Regions from separate parts of the Homo sapiens genome. Here region 1 is linked to region 2. Evidence: chromatin contacts called from ENCODE Hi-C or POLR2A ChIA-PET data. All regions are on one chromosome and are shown on one strand. The core of a region is the stretch at or near the end of the contact, and the rest is flanking DNA. Distances in the headings are between cores, read along the strand shown.

Evidence for each region. A loop is a pair of places that touch in the nucleus more often than their neighbours do. ChIA-PET counts read pairs that join two places held with the same protein, here RNA polymerase II (POLR2A). Pooled maps may share reads with other maps.
Region 1: a pooled map shows a loop between it and region 2 (5-fold over the local background). The contact joins two enhancer-like sites. A Hi-C loop is called at or near these places in 5 of 50 pooled maps. POLR2A ChIA-PET finds 5 or more read pairs at or near these places in 2 of 52 experiments (IMR-90 and activated B cell).

Annotation. Positions count from the first base shown.
Region 1 is chr22:37,565,855-37,569,752 of GRCh38, reverse strand. It overlaps CDC42EP1 (CDC42 effector protein 1), which reads right to left. Exons shown (of 3, transcript NM_152243.3): 2 at 2,941-3,681; 3 at 348-1,645. The coding sequence starts at 3,403. The coding sequence ends at 933. Among named protein-coding and RNA genes, the nearest start is that of CDC42EP1, 7.3 kb to the right of the region's middle. RefSeq lists a cis regulatory region at 190-203 and enhancers at 125-269, 17-311, 1,278-1,929. Within about 2 kb of position 2,417, at least 29 of the 41 ENCODE cell types and tissues checked have a DNase peak (open chromatin) inside an H3K27ac peak, as active enhancers do.
Region 2 is chr22:37,120,691-37,124,151 of GRCh38, reverse strand. No RefSeq gene overlaps it. Among named protein-coding and RNA genes, the nearest start is that of TMPRSS6, 13 kb to the right of the region's middle. Within about 2 kb of position 1,816, at least 6 of the 41 ENCODE cell types and tissues checked have a DNase peak (open chromatin) inside an H3K27ac peak, as active enhancers do.

The DNA of each region.
Region 1 (3,898 bases), core at 1,168-3,667, 440 kb before region 2:
GACATGCTCCCAACAGTCCTACGCACTTGCTTCTGTCTACTTGCCCCCACTATCGCCAGAGCAAATGCCATGCTGCCCTGTGGGATTATGGGGCAGACACGAGTCCCAGGCACCTGGGCCAGGGGCTGTTCCCGGAACTGCAGATAAGGGCTCCCACCTGGGCCTCTTATCTCAGGGGCGTTCCAGCCTGGTTACTCATTACCCTCCCCTTGGCGCGTCCACTTCCCTTCCCTGCTGGGGGCCTTGATGGGGGATCCTTGGCTTTCTAAACTCCCTGGAGGGGAGGGGACTGAAGCAGACAGAGCTGATGCTGTTGTCCCAGGTCCCCAAGCATCTTGCAGGACACCTTTTATCAAAACAGCCTTATTTAATCAGGCCCCAGAGGCAAGTCTGGGGTATACAGGCAGGTGGGATTCCTCCCCGGGAGGTCATACCTGACCTTTCTGGGGTAAGAGGGAGGCTGGGGCGGGGATGTTGGGGAAGCGGCCTGGGAGACGGCTGTCAGGGTTGCAGCAGGGACGCTCTGGGATGAGCTGGGGGCAGGCGGTCCCTTTGGGAGGTGAGACAATGGCCCTGTGTGGTACACTCCCTGCCCCCCACCCCCCACGGGCCGCTTGGTCTGGCACAAAGGACACACTGTGAGGCTGGGTCCTCCAGCTGGTGGGGGTGGCATGGAGTGGGGCCTAAGGAACAGCTATTAGGTCCAGAGTGGCAGTCGGGGGAGGTGGTCAGTTTGGCAGGGCCTCTGGGAGCATAAAAGTCCCAGAGCAAGCCTGGCCTTCCCTGTCCTCCCTCCCATGTCTGTCCTGCAGAGGTGGGGAGGGGTTTAGGGGCAACATGACTTCTCCCCTCTCCGGTCTGGTAGGAACCAGCTGTTAGGTGAGGGGCCGGCTCTGCACCTAGGTGGGGCCCTGGGACCGTGCCCCAGCCCCTCACACCTTGACCTCATCATCCTCCTCAGCATCCGCAAATTCAAAGGTGTTTGCTTGCACTGTGCTGGGCACTGGGGTCCTGCTGCCTGCCTGGGGCGCCCTCCACTCTTCGTCCAGGCTCTCCCAGGAGGCCCGGGCTTGGGGCAGCACCTCCACCCGCTCCTGCCGCGCATCCATCTCTGGGTAGTGGTGGCCGCCATCCCAGCCTGCTCCCCAGTGCCTGCCGAGGGCAGGGCCAGCAGGTCCTCGGGGACCCCCTCCCACTGGGCTGGACTTCACCTCAGCCACTGGGCCCAACCCAGCTGTTACCCCATTGGGACAGTGTCCATGGGGTGTGGAGCTTGCGGCAGGGGCTGGGGGATTTGCAGCAGGACCCGTGGGGGTTGCGGCAGGTGCTGAGGGGTTTGCAGCAGGCGCTGGGGGGTTTGCAGTAGTGGCTGGGGGGTTTGCAGCAGGACCCGTGGGGTTTGCAGTAGGGGCTGGGGGGTTTGCAGCGGGGGCTGGAGTCTCAGCTGCAGGGGCTTCTGGGAGGCTCATGACCCCTAGCAGCTCGCTGAGGAGTGAGGGCCCAAGGTCGAGGTCCAGGCGGAAGGACAAGAGAGAGTCAGAGCGGCGAAGCCCGGGCTCAGAGGGGAAGGAACCATCCCGGTCTCGGTCATGCGGCTTTTCCGAGCGGGGCAGGCGGGAGATGGTGCAGAACCCAGAGTCCAGGCCTAGAAGAGAAATGGGCAGTGGGCTCAGAGCTGGGGTCCCTCACCAGGAATTCAGGAGGGGAGACAGGACCAGTCCTGGCTTGCTGTGTGGCCTCTGGCTAGTCCCTCCCCTCTCTGGCCTCGGTTTCTCCCATCTTTCCAATAGAATACACTCCATGGTCACCTGTGTGATCTTCCTGTCTACCCCGAAAGCTGAAAATCATCATTATCCTCATTTCCATTATGCAGATGGGGAAAGTGAGGCTCAGTTTGGGATGGGGCGAAGGAGCTAGCCCAAGGCCATAGAAGTCTGACGAGGTGGAATCAAGTCTGGAGCTCAAATCTCCTCTCAGTCCCAACTGTGACCTCAGCCATGGCCACCGGCTCCCTGCCATGACGCTGGCCGATGGCTGCAGGTGAACCCATAGCACGTGAGCTGGTTTGTGGACACAGGATGGGACCAGCAATCAGGGTCTGACTGTATAGAAATGAAGGACAGACATGTCCAGCCCCTGCTTCCAGGACTACAGACCTGAGACAGAATCGGGTTTCTGTGGACCAGTCCTCAGTGCGGTTCTGAGCAGCCGCCTGGGGCAGGGGTGTTAGAGCCACTCCCGCAAGGCAGGGAGTGGCCACCAGGTGGCAGCAGGGGCCCATGGTTCTCAGGTGAGCTCTGACCGAACGGCCAAGGTGGCACTTCTGGCTGGGCAGGAAGGCCTGTGGCTTGCGGTTCCTGTGAGTGGTTTCCCAAATTTGTCGAGTTACAGGAAACCAAGTTCAGATAACAACAGCTCCAGTGTCCTGAGCACCTACTAAGTATCAGCCCCCCTGCGCCTCTCCTGGCACTGAATCTTAGCAATGACCCCGAGAGACTCATTATCCAGGCGAGGACTTGAACTTATAGAGGTCAACTGACTTCCTGAAATTCAGGCAGAACTGGATTGGAATCTAGAGCCCAGGCCCTTCACCTCTCCATGATATCATTCCGACATGAGGGGAAGGCTTTGGTTGAAGGGGGCAAGAATGGGTGGGTGACTGGTTCAGCTAAGGCCCAGAGAGGGGGATGTGCTTGCCCAGGTCACACAGCAAGTGAGGGGCAGCTAGAATTCAAACTCCACCTCCTCACTCTCAACCTCAGGTGTTTTGGGGAGTCAGCTTGTTCCCACCACTGCACCCCCTCCCCATCCATGATGTGGGGTCTGGGCCTGACCTCTGTGGTCACTTGGAGCTCACTTGGAGCTTGGAGGAGCCACTGAACCCCTCTGGGCCTCAGCCTCAGCCTCTGAAAAGTGGGCCAAGATGGCCCAGGCCCTCACCGTAGCTGGAGTGGCCGTCCGTGGAGCTGGTGGGGCTGCTGTCGAAGCTGAGCTTGCCAACCACGAGGCTGTCGTAGGCGGCCTGGTTGAGCTGGGGCAGGGAGATGGCGTTCTTGATGATGGGGGAGATGGCCGGTGGAGCCGGGGAGGGTGCAGGGGGAGATGCCATCCTCCGGGGGGGCGCCCCCACCCTCCGCACCAGCTGCAGCTTCTTGGCCAGGAAGCTGCGGGGTGAGCGATGGGTGCTCCCGGAGCTGCCACCGTGGTTGCTGAGGAAGGACGTGTCCCCGAAGACATCCCCGCCACGGCCCACATGCATGGTGTGGCGGAAGTCCCCGAGTGGGTGGCTGATCATGTCTGCAGTCAGCCGCCTCTTTCCCTGTGAACTGGACACCCAGCCCACAGGCGAGAGCTTGCCCAGGCTCATGGTGGCGGCGCCTCTGCCCCCCTGGGGGCCGGGCATCAGCTCTGGCTGCTCACAGCTGCTAGTCCATGCCTACCAGGGGCCGGGGGAGGGAGGTGGGCTGGGCTTGGGATGGCTGCTCAGCTCCTTTGCCCTGGCGGAAGCTGTAAATGGCACTCTCCTAAGGTGAGGTCCCCAAATGCAGAGGCTGTGGGGGGTTCATGGCTCGTCTCTCCCAGGGGCCCGGCTCCCAGCCCCTCAGAAGCAGCTATAGATGTTCAAGCGCAGAGAAAGCACCCCCGAGGTGGTCGGCAACTCTCCTGCCCAGAGGTGGAGACCTGGAAGGAAGACAGAATGGGCGGTGACGGCAGGCCCGCGACAGAGGAGGAAATCCGGGGTCCAAACATTAGCAGCTGAAGAGGATAGATGATCACACCCAACTACACGGATGGAGGCCTCCAACTGACGCGGGGCAGAAGCTAGGCACACGGGGACCCAAGTGAGTCTGTGTATAGAAAGTTCAAGAACACAGCCGGGTGCGGTGGCTCATGCTGG
Region 2 (3,461 bases), core at 567-3,066:
GGCAGGTAGATGGGGCTGAACGGTGGCCAGGAGAGAAGGCTGAGGGCGATGCTGGTTGGTCAGGCCGAGGTGGTCTTACCTCCTCCTCCTCCGTAACTGCTGAGCCCCTCCTACTGCCTCCACCCTCCAAGCTGGTCCAGTGTCCCTCTGGGCCAGCATTTCACTGGCTTCTCCCACCCCCACCCTGGTGACCTCCGTGCCACAGACCTGACGCCATCACCTCTCACTCGTATGCCTGCTCAGCCTCCTCCTCGGTCTGCCTGTCCCCACAGCCGCCTGCCCCTCTGATCCTTCCACCTCTGAGCCCTGCCAGGCTGATCTGGCTAAAGGTCGTATCTGGCCACACCACATCCTTGCTAAACCTCCAGTGACCCACTGTCATTTTCAGGATAATGGCTGAGGTCCTTAATGTGATCGTCCATGGCTTGGGGGACTTTGGGGAGGTCCCATCTGCTCTTATGCCTCAGTTGCCCCATCTGTGAATTGGGCAGGCAGATTGGATGATTTCTAAGTGCTCTCCTAGCCCTGACATTCTGTGGTTCCAGGTGCCACATGGAATATGGCTTAAGGCCTGGGCTACATGTATTTTACATCAAGAGTTCACGCTGGGGTTGGGGGGTGGGGATGAGAGTAGGGATTGCAACTGACTCATTTGCTTGGCACCTGCTGATCCCTGGGTTTGAAGTAGCCCTGCCCTGCCACCCAAGCTATCTACCCTCAGGTTCCTATGCATCCCTCAGAACCCCACTCAAGCATCTCTGCTTCTGGCAGGCCCTCTGATTTGCCCCCAAGTAGAGTAGATTACTTCCTCCTACTGTCCCCCTCCTGAGCTACCTCTGTTATAACCAACTGTTGTGCCGTGGGTCAGAGCCTGGGCTAGATTCTGGGGATCTAAGGGTGATACTAATAGCTTTGGAAGAACATCAGGTAGAGCCCCGTTAGCTCAAGACTTTAGTCAGAAAAGCCAGGCACAAGAAGACTCTGAAAGGACCTTCTAATTGGGGAAGGAGGGTGGAATGTTGGGTGGAGCTTTAGCAAGGGGGCTCAACTGGAACTCAGCTAGTTTTGGTTATAGTTGATTGAGGATGGTGCTTGGAAGAGAGAGGAATTGTTCTTGCAGATTAGCAGCCACTATTTGACAATTTGGGCTTTATCAACAGGCAGTGGGGGAGGGACAGCTTTGGGGTCAAGGATCTGTGAGAGCCACTGTGGAATGTTCTCGGTCCTTCAAAGTCTTCGAGAACTGCATGTATTGAGCACTTAGATGCGTCAGACTCTGTTATAAGCACATTGATCCTTCCACTCTCTGGAAGCATCCTTAACTCACTGGATCCTTAAGCAAATGCCATGAGGGAGGTACTATTCTTAGCCCATTTTATAGCTGAGCCTATGGCTCAGAGTGGCCAAGTGACTTACCCATGATCACACAGCTAGAATGTAGTGGAGCAAGTTGAACCCAGGCAATATTTAGCACCCACATGGCACAGCTTCTTACAGCTTCTAAAGGGTGTGCACCCCTGGTATCCCACACAAACACACAGTGACCTACCAAGATAGGAATGACAGAGGTTCTAAGTCTTGTTCCTCAGTAGAGGCCCAGAGGCCCTGAGGGGATGGCGGTGCCGTGTCCCGGGCCACACAGTGCGTTTGGTAGTGGGGGAGGGAGTGTTGATTAAATTTGAGCTCACCACCAGCACCTGTGACAGGCCTGGGACATCCCCTAGGCTGACTTGCTTAGAGACATTTTCCACCACCAGGGCTATGACACACTCGAGGCTCCCATCACAGAGCCTGGCAGAAAGTGAGGCAGGAAGCGCTGAGTGGTGAGAGACGCAGGTCGGGTAGTGGAGGGGGGAGTGCCCAGTCTACGATTCCAGGAAGCCAGGATGCAGACGGAGGGAGGAGCAGAGCTGGCAGACAATGTCTCATCTCCCATTCCTCTATTTACCTGGCCTCATGCTGGGCACTGGCCACAGAGAGGAGGCCGGCTACTGCTCTGTCCACAAAGAGTCTCCAACCTTGTCTGGGAGGGAGTGACTCTGGAGGACACATACAAGTAGACCAGCTGATCACAGCCCTCCTTCGGTGTGGAAGAAAATCAACCCGGTCCTGTGAGCACAAGCCTTGATCAGGAAATGGTGCCAGTGAACACTCTGGTGGAGTCTTCTAACCTGGGGAGGAATTGTGGAATGCCGTGCGGGGCTTTAGCAAGAGAGGCTGAGCCAGAGTTCAGGTAGTTTTGGATAGCTGCTTGAGGATGGTTCTTAGAAGAGGAAGGAATTGTTCATTCATTCATTTATTCATTCAACAGACATTTAGGAGGGCCTAGTACCTGCAAGTCACGGTGTTGGGGATCCAGCAGCGAGCAAAGCCCCCTTCATTCTACACTTTCAGCCTTTGTGGACACCTTGGGGCAGTGTGGCATAGTGGTTATAGCCTTAACTCTGGAGCCCCGCAGCCGGGTTAAGTACTGGCCCCCTCACTCTGGAGCCCCGCAGCCGGGTTAAGTACTGGCCCCCTCACTCTGGAGCCCCGCAGCCTGGGTTAAGTACTGGCCCTGCTGCCTATCAGCTGTGACTTTGGACAAATACCTAAGCTTCTCCGTGCCTCAGTTTTCTCATCTGTAAAAGGGGACAATACCAGGACTGTTGTGAGGATGAAAGAAATAATTGAATGTGGCAGGGTGCTGTGGCTTGCACCTGTAATCCAGCACTTAGGGAGGTCCAGGTGGGAGGATCCCTTGAGCCCAGGAGTCCAAGACCAGCCTGGCTAACATGGTGAGACCCTGTGTCTACAAAAAATATATACAGAAAATTAGCCGGGCATGGTGGTACATACGTGTAGTCCTAGCTACTAGGGAGGCCGAGGTGGGAAGATCCCTTGAGCATAGGAGATTGAGGCTGCAGTGAGCATTGATCGTGCCACTGCACTCCAGCCTGGGCAACAGAGTGAGGCCCTGTTACAAAAAAAGAAGTAAGTTAATGTAAAGTACTTAGGAGAGAAGAGCTAGCCGTGGGAGAGACAGACAGAGACAGGGCTGTGACCAGGGCAGCCAGGGGCCAGAGATGTGGAAGCTGCTGACTTGCTGGCTGGCCTTTTGGATACTCTGTTGCTGTGTTGGTGATGGCTGTTTGGGGCAGGGGATGAGCTGGACACCTGCAGGCTTGGTGTCTCCTGCCACCTCCCTGCCCTTTCCAACCTCCTAATCCTGACAGCTCATCTCCCTCAAGCACCTGGGTAGGTCTTGGGGGATGATGGTTTGAGATAAGGCCCAAATCTATGATGACAAGATTCTAGGAGGTGTGACAAATGCTGAAGGAAACCTATGAGGTCTTCTTCCTACCTCTCAAATCCAGCCGTGCTGGCTGCCACCCGCCTAGCTCAGGGCCGAGGACATTTTGTCCCTCCCAATTCTGTACCACTTGGCCCCTTTGAGCCTCAGTCTCTTCATCTAAAATGGG